3 separate regions of the Homo sapiens genome follow, and all the other regions are linked to region 3. A link is an interaction called in ENCODE POLR2A ChIA-PET data of the cell type or tissue named here. Cell type or tissue: B cell. All regions are shown on one strand. Each heading gives the region's core, and the rest is flanking DNA. Links, peaks and the distances in the headings are about the cores only.

Region 1 (7,501 bases), core at 1,523-6,522, 62 kb after region 3:
GACCTTCCCCCTATGCAGCTCATTTGCCTGGGTAAATGAGTAGAGTGCTTTCTGCGTGGCAGATTTAAATTTCACCACTAATTGATGCTAGCGTCTTCAGGGGAAAATGCTTGCCATTAGATCACAGGCCTTTGGGAGACAGCCTCATAACAAATACATCCAGGACAGGGGGCGGGGATGGGGAAAGTACAGAATGCAGCTGTACCGAAAGGAACTGTGGGACGTGCCCAGAGAAACCAACTGAGTACTTTTGAGGCATGCCCTTGGGGACTGCGCATGTGCATGGTTGTGCCATGTGTGTTTTGATGGCCTTTTTTTTTCTTGCTAGTGTATAGTATGTACAGGACAAACTTGGAGCCAAACTGTCTGGAATCAAATCCCAGCTCTGCTGCTTACAAGCAAATATTTAACTTCTCCATTGTTAGTTTCCTTGACCATAAAATGGGGATAATGATGGTACTTTGAGTCATGAGATGATTCAGTATGTTAGAGACCTCATAACAGTACCTGGCAGGTTGTAAGTAGTCAATTTGCTACTGTTGTTGGTGTTATTATTGAAATGATCTAAGATGCATCTTCCACTCTAGGCAGGCCCCTGTGCTGGCCATCCCCTTCATTTGCCAAGTCCCCCATGCAGAGGCTCCTGGTCTTCAAGACCCAGTATGGGTGTCTCCCCAGGGAGAGTAGCCCACGTGACTTGTTCTCCCTTCTGCATTCCTCATGTCATAGCAGGGCGGGTCAGAGCATGGACTTTGGAATTGGTACAATTGGTTTAAAATCCCAACTGAAGGGGGATGGGGGATTAAGAGAGGATGCTTAAATGGATATAAAAATGCAGTTAGAAGGAATAAGTTCTAGTGTTTGATAGCCCAGTAGGATGACTATAGTTAACAGTAATTTATTGTATATTTCAAAATAACTGCAAGATGTGAAATGTTGCCAACACAAAGAAACGATATATATTTGAGGTGATGGATATCCTAATCATCCTGATTTGATCATTACACATTGTATCCTTGTATCAAAATATCACATGTATCCTGTAAATAGGTATAATTATGTATCCATTTTTAAAATACATTATTTTTAGAATAGAATATTAAAACTATGAATACTCAAAGTTCTGAATGAGTGTGTCATTTATTACATTAATTGTGCTGTTCAATTTAAATTTATGATCCTCCAAATAAATTGTCAAAATGATTTGAAAGCAGGAACTATTATTTATCTTATGAAAAGTAAGCCCCATAACTAAAAAAGTTCCTGCAAAATAATCTGTAATTGTGTTTATATTACATGAATGATTCGCTGTTTCTCCAAAAGAGCATTTAAGAAGTCAGTAATTCTCAAATGTGCAAAGTATTTCCACGTGCTTAACAAGAAAACTATCTAAAACGAAACAAACAAAAATCCCAGCTCTGCCACTTGGCTAAACTCTTTCACATTGCTGAGCCTCTGTTCTTCCTCTGCAAAATGCAGCTAATAATAATGCCCACCTTATTAGGACTATGAGGATTGTTTTTGTTTTGTTGTGTTGTGTTTTGTTTTGTTTGAGACAGGGTCTCCCTCTGTTGCCCAGGTTGGAGTGCAGTGGTGCGATCTCAGCTCGCAGCGTGCAGCCTCGACCTCCTGGGTCTCAGGTGATCCTCCTAATTCAGCCTCCAGAGTAGCTGGGACCACAGGTGTGTGCCACCACGCCCAGCAGTTTTTGTATTTTTTGTAGAGATGGGGATTCGCCGTGTTGCCCAGGCTGGTCTTGAACTCATGGCCTTGAGTGATCTGCCCACCTTGAGTGATCCCAGAGTGCTGGGATTACAGGCATGAGCCACCATGCCTGGCCCTACATCACTCTTTAAGTGGTCCTTTGTGCATTTATTTCTCTGCCTGGCTCCAGAGAGCTGGAGGACTGTGAAGACACTCCTTTTTTCGCATATTCAGCAAGTATATATTGAGCATCTTATACTATGTGCCATGCACTGTTTAAGATGCTGGTGATACAGCATTGGACCAGACAGACAAAATCCTCACCCTCGTGTGGCATACATTATAACCCGGGGGGAGACAGATAATAAGAAGTAAAATGTAAAGAACCTTAGTGATTAGTGTTTGGGAAGGAAAAAAATGAAGCAGGAAAGGTGGGGTATGAAATGTCCGGGGTGAACATTAACATTTTAGATAAGGAGGGCTGGGGAAGAGTGGCTTTTGAGAAGGTCCTGAAGGAAATGGGGGAGAGAACCATGCCATTTCCTGGGGAAGAACCTTTCAGACAGAGAGAACAGCAAGTGCAAACGTCCAGAGGCCAGGACATTCCTGGGAAAGAGCTTGGTTTTTACTCTGAGTGAGGTAAGAAGCCATTGAGGGGTTTGGAGTGGAGGGACAGGACTTGGCCTTTGCTTAATAAAATAACTGGCTGCTCTGTAGAGAACAGTCCTCGCCCTTGAGGACTTGTGTGTTCTTGTTCTAGCTGCCTTTCTGCAAATCTTTCTCCATTCTGCTATTCCTTTCTCTGGATGTATACCCAGTCCCCCATATTGCCGGCATGGGTTCAACCAAACCCCTCCTTCATACTTGAAAGGGTAGAGTAGCACACTCCAGTGTGGGGGCAGCCCAGGTTGGAGCCCAGCTGGAAGAATTCAGCACAGTAAGCAGACGGGTCACTTCCCGTCCAACCCTGTCTTTCCAAGCCCATCTTCCTTCACACTGGACTCCTTAGCACCTTCACACGGTGTCGTGCCTCTGCGTCGTTGTTAAACACTGTTCCTGCTGCCTAATATGTTGTTTCCTCTCCCATCTAACACATTCCCATCCTTTCCGAAGCCTTCACACTCTAGACATGCCTCGATTATAGTAGCTGTCCCCTTGTGTTAGGGATACTGTTTCTGTCTGTCACTCCTTAGAAGAAGAGACAGGAGGGAGCTTGCTCTCCTCCCTCTGCCATGTGAGGACACGAGAAGGCAGCTGTCTGTATGTAAGCCAGCAGGAGGGCCCTGCCAGAAACCAAATAGGCTGGCCCCTCGATCTTGGACTTCCCAGCCCTCAGAACCATGAGAAAAAGAGAGCTATTGTTGAAGCCACCCAGTCTGTGGTATTTTGTTATGGCAACCCAAGCAGCTAAGACAGATGGCAAGGTGACCAACTCAGGCATCAGAACACCTGAGAGCCTTAAGGCAGGGGCCCCTTCTTTCCTGATTCATGTGTCCCCATGGGACCTGGCTCTCCAGAGTCCTCCATCAGGGATCTTTGTGTCCACATGACCAGAACACAGCAATTGGGTCAGCAGAAATGGGAATTGAGGCAACTGAAAGTCAGAAGGGCTGAGACAGGTGGACGAAGACGTGGACAAATGCCACTTGAGAGCCGTGGTCTGAAGAGATGAGCTCACGCCTTTGTGTAGTGCCCGGCTCCCAGGTGGTTTACTGTTTGAAATGTAAGCTGACTGGGTATCAGACAACTGAATCCCACTTTTTCAAACAAAGATGGTGCAAGGCCTTGTGATTTCACCCCAGTTTGCGTTCTTTCACTCTTGGCTGGCATCCTTTGGCTATTTAAATTCGTAGCCTCCCAACAGTTTTTAAAAAACAAACAAACTCACACAATTTATCTTTTCATGTAAGCTGCAATTTGGTTGAAACAAGACCTTTCTAGTACATAGTCCAAAGCTCCTGATAACTGAAACTACAATCAGTGTTTCTGTTCTGTGATCTGTTTTTTGTTTTAAAAGCCACAACAGAAAACCTTTTCTTCTGTTACGGCTGTCAGGAGCCGTTTGGGCTTAATCAATAATGAGGTGTTTCACTTCCTGGGGCTGGGCTATCTGTGGAGAGCACTTACTTCTCCGTAACCCATGAAGCCAGTGAAGGACCCTGAATCTGGGTAAATTCAAAATTCTTCTGAGCCTTGGATAGTCTTAGGCATAGTTCTGGCAGGGTCTGACTTGAAAAAGTAGGTTGTGTATTTATTATTGTCGTTTCAATATCACTAACACGAGGTGAAGAAGAAGAAGAAGGCAAAAGACCCAGCCTGAGCAGAACTCAATGTAACAGTCCTTGATTCTAAGCCGCCCCCGTCCATGTGATACAACTCCTAGCGGGGGAGGGATAGTGGGGCATTATATTAAGTATAGGTATTAATGATAAGTTCGTCTAGTTTGGAAAACTTTTAAATGGGCAGAGATGAACATAATCAGATGGCAAGGATGTGGTAGTAGCTGTTTGAATAACAATAATGATGAGGATAGCTAACATTGATAAGCATTATTTCATGTCACCCTCTCCGTGACAGACAGAGCCTGAGAGGAGTCGCCATTGCCCCCACACAGCCAGCCTTTCAGCAGCCTTCTTGGCAGCAGCTATGTCAGACCAACAGTACCTTCCTAATTTTAGCCTCACAAAATTCATTTATGTTTCATATATACCTTATTCACATAGCATGAAGGTAATTTCATACGATGTTTTTTGTTTTGTTTTGTGACAGGGTTTCTTTCCATCACCCGGGCTGGAGTGCAGTATTTCATACTTCCTGTATTTGTGGCAGGAAGCTTTATGCTTTATCATCAGAGTGATCTTTGAAGGGAAGGACTTACTCAGCATTTAAATAACACAAGCTAGATTACAGAGCAACCCTTTAAACCATTTAAGAAAAAAATGATTTCCTTTTTAAAAAATGGTAATTGCTGTATGATTGTCAAATTTTTCCTCTTGAAAGTATTTTTTAAGTAAAAATGAGCCTGCATACTACACCCATGTATGACCATCATATAACAAGACAGGGTAAATGCAGGTCACGCATCCCTAATCTGAAATCCAAAATGCCCCAAATCTGAACATTTTTCAGCACCAACATGATTCCCCACCTGACCCCATGTGGTCACAGTCAAAACTTTGTTTCATGCACGAGGCCAGGGCACAGTGGCTCATGCCTGTAATCTCAACACTTAGAGAGACCAGTGCGGGCAGATCACTTGAGCCCAGGAGTTTGAGACCAGCATGGGCAAGATGGAGAAACGCCATCTCTACTAAAAATACAAAAATTAGCCACGTGTGGTGGCGTGCACCTGTAGTCCCAGCTACTTGGGAGGCTAAGGTGAGAGAATCACTTGAGCCTGGGAGGCAGAGGCCACAGTAAGCTGAGATTGCACCATTGCACTGCAACCTGGGTGATAGAGCAAGACCCTGTCTCAAAAAAAAAATTTATGAAATTACCTTCTATGCTGTGTGTATAAGGTATATGTGAAACATAATAAATTTTGTGTTTAGGTTTGGGTCCCATCCCCAAGATATCTTTTTTTTTTTTTTTTTGGAGAGGGAGTCTCACTCTGTCACCCAGGCTGGAGTGCAATGGCACGGTCTCAGCTCATTGCAACCTCCGCCTCCCATGTTCAAGCAATTCTCCTGCCTCGGCCTCCCAAAGTGCTGGGATTACAGGCGTGAGCAACCACACCCAACCGCATCCTCAAGATACCTCATTACTTATATGCAAATATTCCAAATTCTGAAACACTTCTGGTCCCAACTATTTTGGTTGAGGGCTGCTCAGACTGTAATACATCAGTGTGATTAAGAGCAGCCACATGGAGTCAGTCTCTTTGGATGCCAGGCCTAGCTCTGCTACCCAGTAGCTGTGTGATCTGGGGCAAGTGACTTACCCTGTCTAAGCCTCAGTTTCCTCATCTGTTAAACAGGCATGATGATGATAAGCAGTATTTTATGTATGCATATATCTTCCTACGTTTAACCAGTGGTTTCTAAACATTTGAGGCATATGTATAGCTCTCATCTTACTAATTACAAATTATCATTAGCTGTTCTTAAAGCAGACTTTTTTTTTTTTTTTTTTTTTGAGACGGAGTCTCGCTCTGTCGCCCAGGGTGGAGCACAGTGGTGCCATCTCTCGGCTCACTGCAACCTCCGCCTCCCGGGTTCACACCATTCTCCTGTCTCAGCCTCCTGAGTAGCTGGGACTACAGGCACACACCACCACGCCCAACTAATTTTTTGTATTTTTAATAGAGACGGGGTTTCACCATGTTAGCCAGAATGGTCTCAAACTCCTGACCTCGTGATCCACCCGCCTCGGCCTCCCAAAGTGCTGGGATTACAGGCGTGAGCCACTGCGCCCGGCCAAAGCAGACTTTCTAACACTGCTATTCAAATGGTACCATCCTTCATCATTTTTAAAAAGTGTGATTTAAACTGTTAAGTAGGGCTGGGCACAGTGACCATCCCAGTGCTTCTGGAGGCCGAGGCAGGAGGATCACTAGAGCCCAGGAGTTTGAGACCAGCCTGAGCAATATAGGGAAACCCTGCCTGTACAAAAAATAAAAAATTTGCCAGGCATGGTAGTATGTGCCTGCAGTCCCAGCTACTTGGGAGGCTAAGGTAGGAAGATCACTTGAGCCTGGGAGCTCAAGGCTTCAGTGAGCTGCGATCACGCTACTGCATTCCAGACCGGCAATAGAGTTAAACCCTATCTCAAAAATAAATAAATAACTAAACTGTTAAATGTGTGGCTTAGATGATTTATTCCTCTAAATAGGATGAATAAATTTGTGAGATTGGGCACAGTAACTATTTTGGTACAGTGGCAAGGTGATTGGTGCTGGCATCAGAACACACCTGACTGTTAGTTCAGGATCTGTGCTTCTCGCATTCGTGCAATGAGGATGTTTAATGAGCCTCTCCAGCAGGCCAGAAGATAATGCATAGGGCATGGTCTCTGCTATTAGGAGTTAGGAAATGAGAATGGGGGAATAGGTATAGAAGGAGGGAGATTTCTTATGTTCAAAATACTGTGAGAACACTGAGGAGGGAGCTGGAGTGCAGTGGTGCGATCATAGCTCACTGCAGCCTGAAACACCTGGGTTTAAGCGATCCTCCTGCCTCAGCCTCTTGAGTAGCTGGGACTACAGGCCCAAGCCATCATGCCTGGCCACCATCTTAATCATTTTTAAGTGCATGGTTTAAGGCCAGGCACGGTGGCCCAAGCCTGTAATCCCAGCACTTTGGGAGGCCGAGGCGGGCGGATCACGAGGTCAGGAGATCGAGACCATCCTGGCTTACACGGTGAAACCCCGTCTCTACTAAAAATACAAAACAATTAGCCGGGCATGGTGGCGGGCGCCTGTAGTCCCAGCTACTCCGGAGGCTGAGGCAGGAGAATGGCGTCAACCCAGGAGGCGGAGCTTGGCAGTGAGCCGAGATCGCACCACTGCACTCCAGCCTGGGCGACAGAGCAAGACTCCGTCTCAAAAAAAAAAAAAAAAAGTGTATGGTTTAGTGTGTGCCAGATCCTTTTTAAATTATTTCTCTTTGAAGATTCCTTCCTAGTCTAACAAATTTGTAGAAAACTACTATGGGAGGAGGGCCTAGCTTAGCAGGAGTTTTCCTTAAATATTTTATGTGTGGATGACACTGCGAGGCTTTTTCCTCAGACATCTGGAACTGGCCATCGGAGAGCTGCTCCAGGCAGTTGCTCTCTGTTGCTCTACCTCGTTGATTGACCG
Region 2 (7,501 bases), core at 1,472-6,471, 1.9 Mb after region 3:
CCTGCCTCAGCCTCCTGGGTAGCTGGGATTATAGGCACCTGCCACCATGCCGGGCTACTTTTTGTATTTTTAGTAGAGATGGGGTTTCATGATGTTGGCCAGGCTGTTCTCAAACTCTTGGACCTTGTGATCCGCCTGCCTCGGCCTCCCAAAGTTCTAGGATTACAGGCGTGAGCCACCACCATGCTGGGCCTAATTTTTGTATTTTTAGTAGAGACGGGGTTTTGCCATGTTGCCCAGGCTAGTCCCGAACTCCTGGGCTCAAGGAATCTGCCCGCCTCGGCCTCTCAAAGTGCTGGGATTACATTCGTGAGGCACCGTGCGCAGTCCGGGGGACAAAATTTTAAACAAGTGTTGGTCATGTAAGCATGGCAGACTGCACGTGTGACTGACCTCAGATACTCCAGCTGCCTCCTCCTGAGGGGTGGACTAGAACAGGGACTGGTAACCAGGGGTTAAAGGATCGGGACCTGACGCCTAAATCTTTTGAATTTACATGCAAAATATGGGCATATAACATGAGCAGTGGTTCAGGATGTGGGCAATGAAGAGAGAGAGCCTGAGTTCCCCCACCTCTTACTACTGGAGTAACCAGGGGCAGGAGACTTCTGAATTTCAGTATTCTTATCTGCACAAGTGGAAACGAGAGAAATACTGTAGGGCAGTGCCTTCTAGCGGGCTTAGAGGAAGCCTCTGGACATGGTAGCTATTACTTATTTGCTTAGTCTTTAGCATTCTGCACGTTTTGTTTGTTTGTTTGAGATGGAGTCTCTCTCTGTCACCCAGGCTAGAGTGCAGTGGTGCGATCTCAGCTCACTGCTACGTCCACCTCCCGGGTTCAAGTGATTCTCATGCCTCAGCCTCCCAAGTAGCTGGAATTACAGGCATCATCATGCCTGGCTAATTTTTGTATTTTTAGTAGAGACGGGGTTTCATCATGTCGGCCAGGCTGGTCTTGAACTCCTGACCTCAGGTGATCCGCCCACCTCAGCCTCCCAAAGTGCTGGGATTTACAGTTGTGAGCCACCCCGCCCAGCCAGATGTTCAAATTTTGATATGGATTAAATTCAGTTACTAGATCACTTTTTTTTTTTTTTTTTGAGACAGGCCCTTACTGTGTTGCCCAGGCTGGAGTGTGGTGGCACGACCCCATGGCTCACTGCAACCTCGACCTCGTGCTCAAGCAATCCTCCCACCTCAGCCTTCTCAGTAGTTGGGACTGCAGGCAGGTGCCACCATACCCAGCTAAGTTTTTGTTGTTGTTGTTGTAGAGACCAGGTGCATGCTGTTAAAACTAACTACCCGAGACTGGGTAATTTATAAAGAAAAGAGGTTTAATTGACTCACAGTTCCACAGGGCTGGGGAGTCCTCAGGAGACTTACAATCATAGCAAAAGGGGAAGGGGAAGCAAGGCACGTCTTATATAGTGGCAGGAGGGAGAAAGAGCTAGAGGAGGGAACCACCACAGTTTCAAACCATCAGATCTTGTGCGAACTCACTCATGACTACGAGAACAGCATGGGGGAAACTGCCCCCACGATCCAGTTACCTCCCACCATGTCCCTCCCTGGACCCGCTGAGATTATAATTCATAATGAGATTTCAGTGGGGACACAGAGCCAAACCATATCAGTTGCCAAGGCTGATCTTAAACTCCTGGGCTCCAGCAATCCTCCTGCCTCAGCCTCCCAAAATGCTGGGATTATAGGCATGAGCTACCGTGCCCAGCTGCATCGTCATCTTAATACTATTGTCTTCCAGTCTATAAACTTGGGATGTCTTTCCATTTATGTCTGTTACGAATTTCTTTCTTTCTTTTGTGTATTGTCAGTCTTTCACCATTGAGTAGGATGTTTGCTGTGGGTTTTTCATAAATGCCTAAGCCAGTGTTTCTGTTTTGTTTTGTTTTCTTCTTTTTTGAGATGGAGTCTAACTCAGGCTGGAGTGCAGTGGTGTCATCTTGGCTCACTGCAAACTCTGCCTCCTGGGATCAAGCGAATCTCTCGCCTCAGCCTCTCAAATAGCTGGGATTACAGACACCTGCCACCAAGCCTGGCTAATTTTTGTGTTTTTAGTGGAGGCAGGGTTTCCCCATGTTGGCCAGGCCGGACTCGAACCCCTGACCTCAAGTGATCTGTCTGCCTCGGTCTCCCAAAAAGCTGGGAATACACATGTGAGCCACCGCGCCCTGCCTAAGCCAGTGTTTCTATTTTTTTTTTTTTTTTTTTTTTTGAGATGGAGTCTCACTCTGTCGCCCAGGCTGGAGTGCAATGGCACAATCTCGGCTCACTGCAACCTGTGCCTCCGGGGTTCAAGTGATTCTCCTGCCTCAGCCTCCTGAGTACCTGGGATTACTGCCCACCACCACACTGGGCCAATTTTTGTATTTTTAGTAGAGACAGGGTTTCACCATGTTGGCCAGGCTGGTCTCCAACTCCTGACCTCAGGTGATCCACCCGCCTCGGCCTCCCAAAGTGCTAGGATTACAAACTTGAGCCACTATGATCAGCCAGCCAGTGTTACATCACCTCAGGGGAGTCTTTCCAAACACTCATCCCTTGAGATGTTTGTAAACTTGTATAATGCCCTAAAAATGGTTTTAACCACTCACACATTTGTTAGAAATGCTTATTCCTTGGTGCCATAAAGAAATAGCACTTGAGGCCGGGCGCGGTGGCTCACGCCTGTAATCCCAGCACTTTGGGAGGCCGAGGCGGGTGGATCACAAGGTCAGGAGATAGAGACCATCCTGGCTAACACGTTGAAACCCCGTCTCTAATAAAAATACAAAAAAAAATTAGCCAGGCGTGGTGGCAGGTGCCTGTAGTCCCAGCTACTTGGGAGGCTAAGGCAGGAGAATGGCGTGAACCTGGGAGGCGGAGCTTGCAGTGAGCCGAGATCGTGCCACTGCACTCCAGCCTGGGCAACGGAGTGAGACTCCGCCTCAAAAAAAAAAAAAAAAGACATAGCACTTGAACATTAATTTCCTCAGCAAGGCCATTTTTATTTTTATTTTTATTTTTTGAGATGGAGTTTCGATCTTGTTGCCCAGGCTGGAGTGCAATGGCACAATCTCAGCTCACTGCACCCTCGGCTTCCGAGGTTCAAGCAATTCTCCTGTCTCAGCCTCCCGAGTAGCTGGGATTACAGGCATGCACCACCACGCCCGGCTAATATTGTATTTTTAGTAGAGACGGGGTTTCTCCATGTTGGTCAGGCTGGTCTCAAACTCCTGACCTCAGGTGATCCGCCCGCCTTGACCTCCCAAAGTGCTGGGATTACAGGCATGAGCCACTGAGCCCGGCCAGCAAGGCCATTTTTACTTTCTGCAGAAAAGGTACACTCGCCAGCAGTTTTGCCACAAGAGTACAACGAACAAAGGAGACAGGGTCATTTATAACCTGACGCATCCACTCTACTGCCGTGTCGGGTTTCCATTGGCTGGAACGGGACCTCACATTCTGTATTTGTCCCAACTGGCTAGCAACTTGGAACTTTTTAAAAGAGGCAAAGGCAGAGGAGAACAAAGGAAGGGGGAAGTGACTTGTGGAATGCTGAGAAAGGTAAAAACACCTTCAAATAAGGAAGAGGAACAGGCTGTGACCTAATGCTTGCTTGGACCAGTATAAGCATGCCAGGGCAAATATTTAGGGTAAATTGTGGGAGCTAAAAACATAAAGTACACTGATTTCTTTATTACGGCTAGCAGATATTTAAGAATGTTAGCACAGGTCTTTGAATACATTTTGCGTCTAAGAGAAGTTACTATTTATTCCTAAGTAGACGAGGAGGAAAGTCTCTTTGAAGAGGAAGCTCTACTTTAATTTTTACACATTGCTAACTGATGAAATTGTATTTGGAGACTCACTCTGTAAATTGCCTCTTTCCTTAGTTTTCCATTTTTTATTTTTAGTTTACTTATTTATTTATTTTGAGACACAGTGTCACTCTGTCACCCAGGCTGGAGTGCAGTGGCTCAATCTTAGCTCATTGCAAACTCTGCCTCCCGGGTTCAAGGGATTCTCCTGCCAGGCTGGCTTCACTATGTTGGCCAGGCTGGTCTCAAACTCCAGACCTCAAGTGATCTTCCCGCCTCGGCCTCGGAAAGTGCTGGGATCACAGGTGTGAGCCACTGCGCCCGGCCTTCTCCTCTTTTGGCCTTTGACTTTATACTCAACACTGACCACCAGATGGTGCTGCAGGCACACCACAGCGTGGCCTGACACACAGCACGCTGTGGCTGGGTTATTACAGCTGAGATGTATTTACCTGGATTTATTATTTTATTTATTTATTTATTTTTCAGTAGGAAAGGTAGGGCCCGCTATTTACCAGGTTTTTTTTTAAGTGACAGAGAAAGACTGTCTTAAGCACACACACACACACACACACACACACACACACACACACACACACAGAGCTTATAAAACAGTTTAACGGCCGGGCGCAGTGGCTCATGGCTTAATCCCAGCATTTTAGGAGGCTGAGGCAGGAGGATGACCTGAGATCAGGACTTCAAGATCAGCCTGGCCAACATGGTGAAACCCCGTCTCTACTAAAAATACAAAAATTAGCCCGGTGTGGTGGCTCACACCTGTAGTCCCAGCTACTCGGGAGTCTGAAGCAGGAGAATTGCTTGAACCTGGGAGGCGGAGGTTGCAGTGAGCCGAGATCACGCCATTGCACTCTAGCCTGGGCGGCAGAGCGAGACTCCATCTCAAAAAAAAAAAAAAAAAAAAACAGTTAAAAAAAAAAAACAGTTTTTAGGCCCCATTATGCCTGTGTGATTCTTTGTGTCCTAATCTTGGGCGCACACACACACACACACACACACTTATTTATTTTTCTTGAGACAGAGTATTGTTCTGTTGCCTAGGCTGGAGTGCAGCGTTGTGATCTCAGCTCACTGCAGCCTCCACCTCCCAGGTTCAAGTGATTCTCCTGCCTCAGCCTCCAGAGTAGCTGAGATTACAGGTGCCCGCCACCACACCCGGCTAATTTTTCTATTTTTAGTAGAGACAGGGGTCTCGCCATGTTCACCAGGCTGGTCTCAAACTCCTGGCCTCAGGTGATCCACCCACCTCGGCCTCCCAAAATGCTGGGATTACTGGCGTGAGCCACGGCGCCTAGTCCTGTTTGTTATTTTAAAATGAAGACATCCTTAAGCATGAAAATGTCTTTAAATATTTTGAAAAATGTTTTCTAAAGCCATGAAGGCCTATAGTACCCTAAGTCTTATATAATTAAATTATAATTAAAGATTTAATCTGGCTGGGCCTGGTGGCTCACACCTGTAATCCCAGCACTTTAAGAGGCCGAGGCTGGAGGATCACAAGGTCAGGAGATCGAGACCATCCTGGCTAACATGGTGAAACCCCGTCTCTACTAAAAATACAAAAAATTAGGCAGGCGTCGTGGCGGGCGCCTATAGTCCCAGCTACTGGGGAGGCTGAGGCAGGAGAACGGCGTGAACCCGGGAGGCGGAGCTTGCAGTGAACCGAGATGGCGCCACTGCACTGCAGCCTGGGTGACAGAGCGAGACTCCATCTCAAAAAAAAAAAAAAAATTATTCTTTGCAGATATTCATTTTCTCACAGAATTGGACTCTTTTTTTTCTTTTTCTTTCTTTCTTTCTTTCTTTTTTTTTTTTTTTTTTGAGACAGGGTCTTGCTCTGTTACCCAGGCTGGAGTGCAGCGGCATGAACACAGCTCACTGCAACCTGGAATTCTTGGCCTAAACCCATCCTCCTATCTCAGCCTACCGAATAGCTGGGACCATAGGCACACGCCACCACATGCAGCTAATTTTTTTATTTTTTGTAGAGGAGGGGGGGTCTCACTATGTTGCCCAGGGTGGTCTCGAACTCCTGGGCTCAAGTAATCCTCCTGCCTTGGCCTCCCAGAATGCTGGGATTACAGGCATGAGGCACCAACACAAAGTTATTTTCCAAAGTGAGCTGCAGCGCCAACACTCACACCTACTCACTGTGTGCCCAGCACTGCTCATGGATAGCAGTTCTTGAACCCTTTGGTCCCAAGACCCCTTCACATTCTCAAAAATCACTGAGGCTGAGCACGGTGGCTCACGCCTGTAATCCCAGCACGTTGGGAGGCTGAGGCGGGCGGATCACCTGAGGTCAGGAGTTCCAGACCAGCCTGGCCAACATGGTGAAACCCCATCTCTACTAAAAATACCAAAAAAAAGGCCGGGCGCGGTGACTCACGCCTGTAATCCCAGCACGTCGGGAGGCCGAGGCGGGTGGATCACAAGGTCAGGAGATCGAGACCATCCTGGCTAACACGGTGAAACCCCGTCTCTACTAAGAATACAAAAAATTTAGCTGGGCGTGGTGGCGGGCGCCTGTAGTCCCAGGTACTCGGGAGGCTGAGGCAGGAAGAATGGCGTGAACCCTGGAGGCGGAGCTTGCAGTGAGCCGAGATGGCGCCACTGCACTGCAGCCTGGGTGACAGAGTGAGACTGCATCTCAAAAAAAAAAAAAAAAAGAAATTAGCCGGGCTTGGTGGCGGGCACCTGTAATCCCAGCTACTCGAGAGGCTGAGGCAAAAGAATCGCTTGAACCCAGGAGGCAGAGATTGCAGTGAGCTAAGATTGCGCCACTGCACTCTGGCCTGGGTGACAGACTGAGACTCCATCTCAAAAATCATCATCATCATCATAATAAATTGATGGCCAGGCACGGTGGCTCACGCCTATAATCCCAGCACTTTGGGAGGCCGAGGCAGGTGGATCGTGAGGTCAAGCGATAGAGACCATCCTGGCCAACATGGTAAAACCCCTTCTCTACTAAAATAACAAAAAAAAAAAAATTAGCTGAGTGTGATGACACACAACTGTAGTCCTAGCTACTCGGGAGGCTGAGACAGGACAATTGCTTGAACCCAGGAGGCAGAGGTTGCAGTGAGCCAAGATCATGCCTCTGCACTCCAGCTTGGTGACAGAGCAAGACTCGGTCTTAATAATAATAATAATAATTGATTACATTGTACCTGCTCTAGAAAAGAAAAAAGAAAAAAAAATCATTGATGATAGTCTCTTAGGCTGGGGGTGGTGGCTCGTGCCTGTAACCTCAACACTGGGAGACCAAGGTGGAAGGATCGTTTGAGATCAGCCTAGTGGGACCTTGTCTCTACAAAAAATAAAAAATAATAAAATTAGGCTCAGTGCAGTGGCTCATGACTGTAATCCCAGCACTTTGGGAGGATAAGATGGGCGGATCACTTGAGCGTAGGAGTTTGAGACCAGCCTGGGCATTATATTGAGACCTTGTCTCTACAAAAATAAAAATAAAAAATTAGGCAGGCATAGTGGCACATGCCTGTGATTCCAGCTGCTTGGGAGGCTGAGGTGAGAGAATTGTTTGAGTCTGGGAGGTCGAGGCTGCAGTGATTACTGCAGTACACTGAATGCGTCACTGTACTCCAGCCTATAGATATACATGTGTGTATATATATATGTAGGGGTGACGCTTGTGAATTCTT
Region 3 (7,501 bases), core at 1,503-6,502:
GCGGGCAGATCACTAGGCCAGGAGATCGAGACCATCCTGGCTAACACGGTGAAACTCTGTCTCTACTAAAAATACAAAAAAAAAAAAAAAAAAAAAATTAGGCAGGGGTGGTGGCACGTGCCTGTAGTACCAGCTACTCAGGAGGCTGAGGCAGGAGAATCACTGGGGTGGAGGTTGCAGTGAGCCAAGATCACGCCACTGCACTCCAGCCTGGGTGGCAGAGCGAGACTCCGTCTCAAAACAAAACAAAGCAAAACAAAAAACCCTGTTCTTGGACTGGGCATGGTGGCTCACACCTGTAACCCCTGCACTTTGGGAGGCCGAGGCAGGTGGATCACCCAAGGTCAGGAGTTCGAGACCAGCCTGGCCAACATGATGAAACCCCTGTCTCTACTAAAAATACAAAAAATTAGCCAGGCATGGCCAGGCGCTGTGGCTCACACCTGTAATCCCAGCACTTTGGGAGGCTGAGGTGGGCAGTTCACGAGGTCAGTAGATCAAGACCATCCTGGCCGACATGGTGAAACCCTGTCTCTACTAAAAATACAAAAGTTGGTGTGGTGGCGTGTGCCTGTAGTCCCAGCTACTCAGGAGGCTGAGGCAGGAGAATCCCTTGAACCTGGGAGGTGGAGGTTGCAGTGAGCTAAGATCGCACCACTGCACTCCAGCCTGGGTGACGAGTGAAACTCCATCTCAAAAAAACAAAAACAAAGACAAAGAACCGTTCTTTAGTAAACCAATCAACAGCGATTAATTATATAAAATGTGCACCGCCTTAGGTGGTATACATAGCACTATCAGACATGGCTCCTGCTTTTGAATTTCTTACTTTCTAGTAGGGGAAAATAGAATATCCTCACCCCACAGTGTGTTACTGTGGCTCAACCACATGAATCAGGAAACAAGAGTAGAGGCCATTCGGAGCTTGCAGTGAGCCGAGATCCCGCCACTGCACTCCAGCCTGGGCGACAGAGCGAGACTCCGTCTCAAAAAAAAAAAAAAAAAAAAAGAGTAGAGGCCATTGTGGTGGGTGGTGAAACATTACAAGTACTAAAGCCATTGCTTCAGCTTTCTTTAACAGTGTGACCGCTGAAAAACTAAATGGTTAGTGTTTTGGGTTGCCTCTAGTGAGACATGGCTAGACGTGCAGATTCTAAGCAAAGGTTATAGGAACTTGAGGTTCTGTAGACCCTTAAGGGGTTGGGTCAGGGGTGTCTATGATGCTTTCAGAATGAGTATATGCTGAATTTTGGGGTCTGTATATTTTCTGCAGAGAGAGAATTTGTAGATTTCATCAAATTCTCAAAGGAATCCATGACCCAAAAAAGACTACAACCACTGGCTTAGAGTAACACTGAGCCCCATGGCCTCATTTTGTCTCCGTTTTACTTTACTGTTCTAGATTGAGACCTGCCTTTTATTTTTCCCTGATACTTATTTGGAGGGGTCCTTGATGCAAAGAACTCTATTGTTGAACATCTAAGGAGGAGTATGTAAGCTTTCTTTTTTGGAAGCTTGGGTATTATGGCTCTTAAATCTTCATCTTTTCTGTCATTGTTTAGTAAAAATGTCTTTCTATTTGAAATAATGATTACTGTATTTCTAGGTGCAAGTATTCATTCATTTGTCATGTATTTATATGCTGAGGCCCATGCTGGGCAGTGGTCATAGAGAGATGAAATGACCAGATCCTGGCCCTTAGAGGCTTTTAGTGATACACATGTAAGTGCTCAGAAATGGTAGCTGTTAGTCTCCTGGGAACAGCTATTATATAGTGTCATGGCCAAAGTCATAGAGGATATACAGGGTAGAACAGGAACACAGGAGAGGTTATCTAGACTATGTTTCATTGAAATTTCACTGTTGATTCATCTCATTAGCTCATTGATGGGTTGCAAACCTTTGCATGAGAGGGTGTAACAGATTAGGTGTTTGGGGCCTTTGCCAAACTGGAGAGGTACAGTTGGAAACACGACAGTGACTGAGGCTGTAGCTGTGACACATGTATTCAAATGGAACTCACTTAAAAACTATTGACTCTATTTCTCTACTTTTCTGTCGACAACAGTATACGGTTCTGTTTGCCCTTAGTCACTCAGGAGGTATTTATTGGATGCCCAGAGGGTGTGTAATACTGGACTGGACCCTTGGACTGGACTGTTTACTTACTAGAAGAGCAGATGGAAATGATTGGGTTGTGGCTCTTTGGCAATATTCTTTGCTGTCTCCCAGTAGTCAGTATGGTAATAAGCTTCCCTCTGGTGGGAGGTAGGATAGTTGGGCTTTGGAAATCAAAATACCAGAGTTCCAAACCCAGCTCTGCCACTTTCCATCTGGGTAGCCTTGGCCAGGTCAGTTGATACCTCTGAGCCTTGGTTTTCTGATGTACAAAATGGGGATATAACTATCACCCGCCCTCCAGGACTTCTGCCACATAGTAGAGCCCAATAAATGGAAGTTGTATTGTTACTAGCAGGTGAGGATTATAAACCATGGAGGAATTCCCTCACTTTATTGATTCATTAAGGATAATTATTATGTTGTGCAGAAGAAGGAGTATTCTACTTATGTGAATGGGGGAGTTTGGAATTCCTAGTTAGAAACAGTGGCTCAATCTCTCATTTTTGGCCACTTTTCTTAGGCTTTTTGCTAGGGCAAGTTTTTTTTTTTTGTTTTTTTTTTTTAGATGGAGTCTCGCTCTGTAACCAGGCTGGAGTGCAGTGGTGCAATCTCGGCTCACTGCAACCTCCGCCTCCCGGGTTCAAGCGATTCTCCTTCCTCAGCCTCCCAAGTAGCTGGGACTACAGGCTAGCACCACCATGCCCAGCTAATTTTTGTATTTTCAGTAGAGACGGAGTTTCACCATGTTGGCCAGGATGGTCTCAATCTCTTGACATCGTGATCTGCCCGCCTGAGCCTCCCAAAGTGCTGGGATTACAGGCATGAGCCACTGTGCCCGGCCAGGGCAAAGGTTCTTAATCCAGGGTTCCTGAATTTTTTGTGTAAGTCCATTCTATTTTCTGGGAGAAAGTGTTCAAGTTTTTATCAGATTGTCAAAGGGATTCTTAACTGCCAAAAGATTAAGAATTGGTTAACTGGCCAGGCGCGATGGCTCACGCCTTAATCCCACCACTTTGGGAAGCCGAGGCAGGCAGATTGCTTGAGTTCAGGAGTTCGAGACCAGCCTGGGCAACGTGATGAAATCCTGTCTTTACCGAAAATACAAAAATTAGCCAGGTGTTGGCCGGGCACAGTGACTCACAACCGTAATCCCAGCACTTTGGAAGGCCGAGGCAGGCAGATCACTGAGGTCAGGAGTTCGAGACCAGCCTGGCCAACGTAGTGAAACCCTGTCTCTACTAAAAAAAAAAAAAAAAAAAAAAAAGAAAAATTAGCCAGGCCTGGTGGCATGCCTGTTGTAATCCAAGCTACTTGGGAGACTGAGGTAGGAGAATCACTTGAACCCGGGAGGCAAAGGTTGCAGTGAGCCGAGATCGCACCACTGCACCTAGCCTGGGCGACAGAGCGAGACTTTGTCTCAAAAAAAAAAAAAAGAAAAAAAAAAAGCCAGGTGTGCTGGCACACACCTGTAGTCCTAGCTACTTGGGAGGTTGAGGTGGGAGGATCACTGGAGGGAAGTCTAGGCTGTAGTGAGCCATGATCACGCCACTGTACTCCAGCCTGGGTAACAGTGAAACCCTGTCTCAAAAAAAAAAAAAAAAAAAAATTGGTTAATGGACCTGTTGGGTGGGTATGGAGCCACAGTTGGTACCTTTGATCCTGAAATTGTCCATTATAATAAGATATTACTGAGAGCAATTTTCTAAAGTACGAAGTATGTAATGAAGATACAGGGAGAATATTCAGAAGTTTTTGTTGGCTGCTTTTTTTTTTTTTTTTTCTGCCAGGAGTAGGTGGGACAAGTATAAAGGAAAGTGGTATCAGGAGGAAGTAAGAAGTAAGAAACCACCTAAATAATTGTTAGCTGCTTGTCCTCATAGTTCTTTCCATAGGTTGATTCTGAGTTGGGGCGTCTCTGCACTGTACCTTGCAATCAGGCCGGACCACTTGCTTTTTCCTGAACACTGTGTTCAGGCTTTGTATGTTCATGAGGTCCCTCTGCCTAGAGTATCTCTTCTCCCAACATTTGTAAGTCCAGTTCTCCATGCATCAGAGCTTCCTGGTGTTGCCTTTTAGAGTTCTCATCAGCTTATAACTCCCTGGAGAGCACTGACTCTCATCTTCGGATCCTTCACCGTCATGGTCCTTTGCACATGGTAGGTGCTAAATAAAGGGTTGTGGAACTAAGTGAAGAGTGATACATATGAAGGAAACAAACACCTGTGTAAGGGAGAAGGCTATAAATTAAAATTTTCAGATACCAGTGAATTCTGCGGGGGAGCTTGGGAAACCCTTAGAGTTTCACTGACAACCTGAATAGGGGGAGGAGCCTGCCCTGAGTTAGGAAGCAGGAGTGTGGGGAACAGGTAGCCAGCCATAAGGTCTTGGCCAGGTCATATCACTTCTGGACTGGAGTTAACACCTTCAAAAACTGTTCGGGTTGGACTTTTTGAACATATAATAGAGGTGATGTTGATGAGCATCTACCGTATACCAGGTACTACTCTAGGTCCTGGGAATATAGTAGGTTGCCACCAGACAAGACCCCTTCTTTTCTAGTGGGAAGCATTGGGTGGGAAGTTAGTCCTTTCTAGCCTTAAAATGCTGTGATTCTGTCATCTGAAGAATGGGCACCAACTTCTGCTTGGGATTGTTTTGAGGATCAAATGAGAAAGCACTTTAAAGATTATAAAACACACTTACCTTGTTTATTATGAATACTTCTCTCCCCCCTTGGTTTTGCCCCCCTTGGTTTTGACTTAGGTTTTTTAAAAGTTTAAAATTGAATTGTACCAATAGGAGTATGAACTAATGATCCCAGGGTTTAGGTAGATTTGGGGACTTAAATCTTTCAATAAGTGATCCTTTAGCTAGATTGGGATGTAGGTTTGTAATATCATCTTCACCAGTGAAAAATGTATTGGGGGGGAAGTCCATTTATTTATGGATATTTTGGATATTTTGTTTCTGCCTTAACATAAGTTCGTTCGTTCGTTCTTTCTCTTTTTTTTTTTTTTTTTTTAAGATTTCAAACTGTCTCTGCCATTATTCTTAAATACAACTTTATATTGGTGAAGGCTGCTTGTCAGGGAAAAACCAAACTTCTCTACTGATTTGGGATTTTTTTTTACCATAAATTCAGGGTGCAGTTGTTCTTGAAGTGGTTCCATTTTGTGATTAGGCTGAGTATTTTTAAGCACAACTCTCTCCCTTGTCCTTAGAATTATCTCCAGTATCCTCAAAACAAAGAGCAAATGATGCAATTAGGATGCAATCCCTTGCCTGTGGATTTCAAGGAAAATTATTTTCCACACTACTTGGAAGCTCATGGACAAAGTCAAGCTTTCTTTAGATCTGGTGAACTTAGAAAAAATAACTTGATGAAGTGAGATTCTTACCTTGAGGTTAGTTTTTGAGAGTGGATCAATGATGTGAAATTTCTAAGATATTCTTGATTTATAAATATCACTTTATGACTCATTCCTTGGAGCAGTTTTTATTTTTTCCTTTGAAAAACTTTAGATGTAATTGACTTTGGTTTACACTCTATCCTGTTTTTTGGTTTTTTTTTTTTTTTTTTTGGAGACGGAGTCGCTCTGTTGCCCAGGCTGGAGTGCAGTGGCACGATCTCTGCTCACTGTAACCTCTGCCTCCTGGGTTCAAGCGATTCTCCTGCCTCAGCCTCTCGAGTAGCTGGGACTACAGGTATGTGCCACCACACCCAGCTAATTTTTGTATTTTTATTGGAGATGGGATTTCACCATGTTGACCAGGCTGGTCTAGAACTCCTGACCTCAGGTGATCTGCCCGCCTCAGCCTCCCAAAATGCTGGGATTACAGGTGCAAGCCACCACGCCCGGCCATACTTTTAGTGAAAGGAAAGCCATGTATCTTTTTCTGCTGTCTCCTATGTCATGTCTTACTCTGCCGTTTTGTAATGGTCCTTGAGATTGAGATAATAGAGAGAGATTTTCTAGATTTTCACCTACTCACTGATTTTTACTACAGGCATTTTAATTCCTTTAAATTTGAGACTGATTTTCTTCCCATAGTATTTAACTTATCATCATCCTTATAGGAGGGCCAGACCCTTAGGATTTATGTGAATACTGCTAGTTGGTAGGAAAGGTACTTTTCCTGAAGCCTTGAAAGAGTATTTCCAGAATAGTGAGCTTCATATTTTTTTGGTAACTTTTTTTTAAAGGTATACTTTCTGTGTAAATAGAAATGAATTTTTGCAATTGGATGAGGGGGAAAAAAGCTGAAATTTAAGGGCAAAATCTTTTTTTTTTTTTTTTGAGACGGAGTCTCGCTCTGTCACCCAGGCTGGAGTCCAGTGGCGCGATCTCGGCTCACTGCAAGCTCCACCTCCCGGGTTCACGCCATTCTCCTGCTTCAGCCTCCCGAGTAGCTGGGACTACAGGCGCTCACCACCACGCCCGGCTAATTTTTTTGTATTGTTAGTAGAGGCGGGGTTTCACCGTGTTAGCCAGGATAGTCTTCGATCTCCTGACCTCGTGATCCACCCGCCTCGGCCTCCCAAAGTGCTGGGATTACAGGCGTGAGCCACCGCGCCCAGCCGGGCAAAATCTTATAGCATCTTATCCCTTCTATGGTTTGGGAAATTAAGAAAAGTGCACGTTGGTGTTTTCTCACAATTTAATGCTCAGGCAAGTAAAATGATATCCTTAATTGCAAGTTACTGAAGTTGAAAGGCGACCATTTCCCATCAATTAGAAATGGTCTTTATGGTTAACTCTGGCAGAAATTCTGTTCTTCTGTGAGGCTTGGGTGATATCAGTAATCCTATTGAGGAGAGAGCATATTGAATCCTCTGACTTTGGGCAAATAATTTAGTCTCCAGGTCCCAATGCCCTTGTCTGTGAAATGAAGAGAATACTTACCCTTCCCGGGTGGATTTAAAAATCTGTGAGGAAGGCCAGGTGCGGTGGCTCATGCCTGTAATCCCAGCACTTTGGGAGGCTGAGGCAGGCGGATCTCCTGAGGTCAAGAGTTTGAGACCAGCCTGGCCAACATGGTGAAACCCCATCTCTACTAAAAATACGTAATTGGCTGGGCTTAGTGGCACATGCCTGTAGTCCCAGCTACTCGGGAGGCTGAGGCAGGAGAATCGCTTAAACCCAGGAAGCAGAGGTTTCAGTGAGCCAAGATCGCGCCACTGCACTCCATCCTCGGTGACAAGAATGAAACCCCGTCTCAAAAAAAAAGCTATAAGGAAGCCCAGCACAGTGGCTCACACCTGTAATCCCAAGCACTTTGGGAGGCCTAGGTGGGAGGATCACTTGAACTCAGGAGTTCAGACCAGCCTAGGCAACATGGTGAAACCCTGTTTCTACAAAAAATTAGCCAGGCGTGATGG

The links. Peaks named below come from ENCODE experiments on the same cell type or tissue, not always from the same donor. Only the 100,000 strongest peaks of a DNase experiment are listed, where the experiment ranks them.
Region 1: POLR2A ChIA-PET joins it to region 3 with 12 read pairs; 13 of 35 experiments call an interaction of 5 or more read pairs at or near these places.
Region 2: POLR2A ChIA-PET joins it to region 3 with 11 read pairs; 2 of 35 experiments call an interaction of 5 or more read pairs at or near these places.

What each region holds. Positions count from the first base shown.
Region 1 is chr19:46,951,140-46,958,640 of GRCh38, forward strand. All of the region lies in intron 3 of ARHGAP35 (Rho GTPase activating protein 35), which reads left to right. Among named protein-coding and RNA genes, the nearest start is that of NPAS1, 65 kb to the right of the region's middle. In B cell, for the core only: no CTCF peak of the experiment used is centred there; a DNase peak (open chromatin) is centred at 4,412; H3K4me3 peaks cover 553 bases; H3K27ac peaks cover 1,011 bases.
Region 2 is chr19:48,784,125-48,791,625 of GRCh38, forward strand. No RefSeq gene overlaps it. Among named protein-coding and RNA genes, the nearest start is that of BCAT2, 23 kb to the right of the region's middle. In B cell, for the core only: a CTCF peak has its summit at 4,187 (motif pointing right); a DNase peak (open chromatin) is centred at 4,177.
Region 3 is chr19:46,888,763-46,896,263 of GRCh38, forward strand. The region is part of intron 1 of ARHGAP35 (Rho GTPase activating protein 35); the gene reads left to right. Among named protein-coding and RNA genes, the nearest start is that of ARHGAP35, 32 kb to the left of the region's middle. RefSeq lists a silencer at 4,233-4,312. In B cell, for the core only: no CTCF peak of the experiment used is centred there; a DNase peak (open chromatin) is centred at 4,069; H3K27ac peaks cover 418 bases.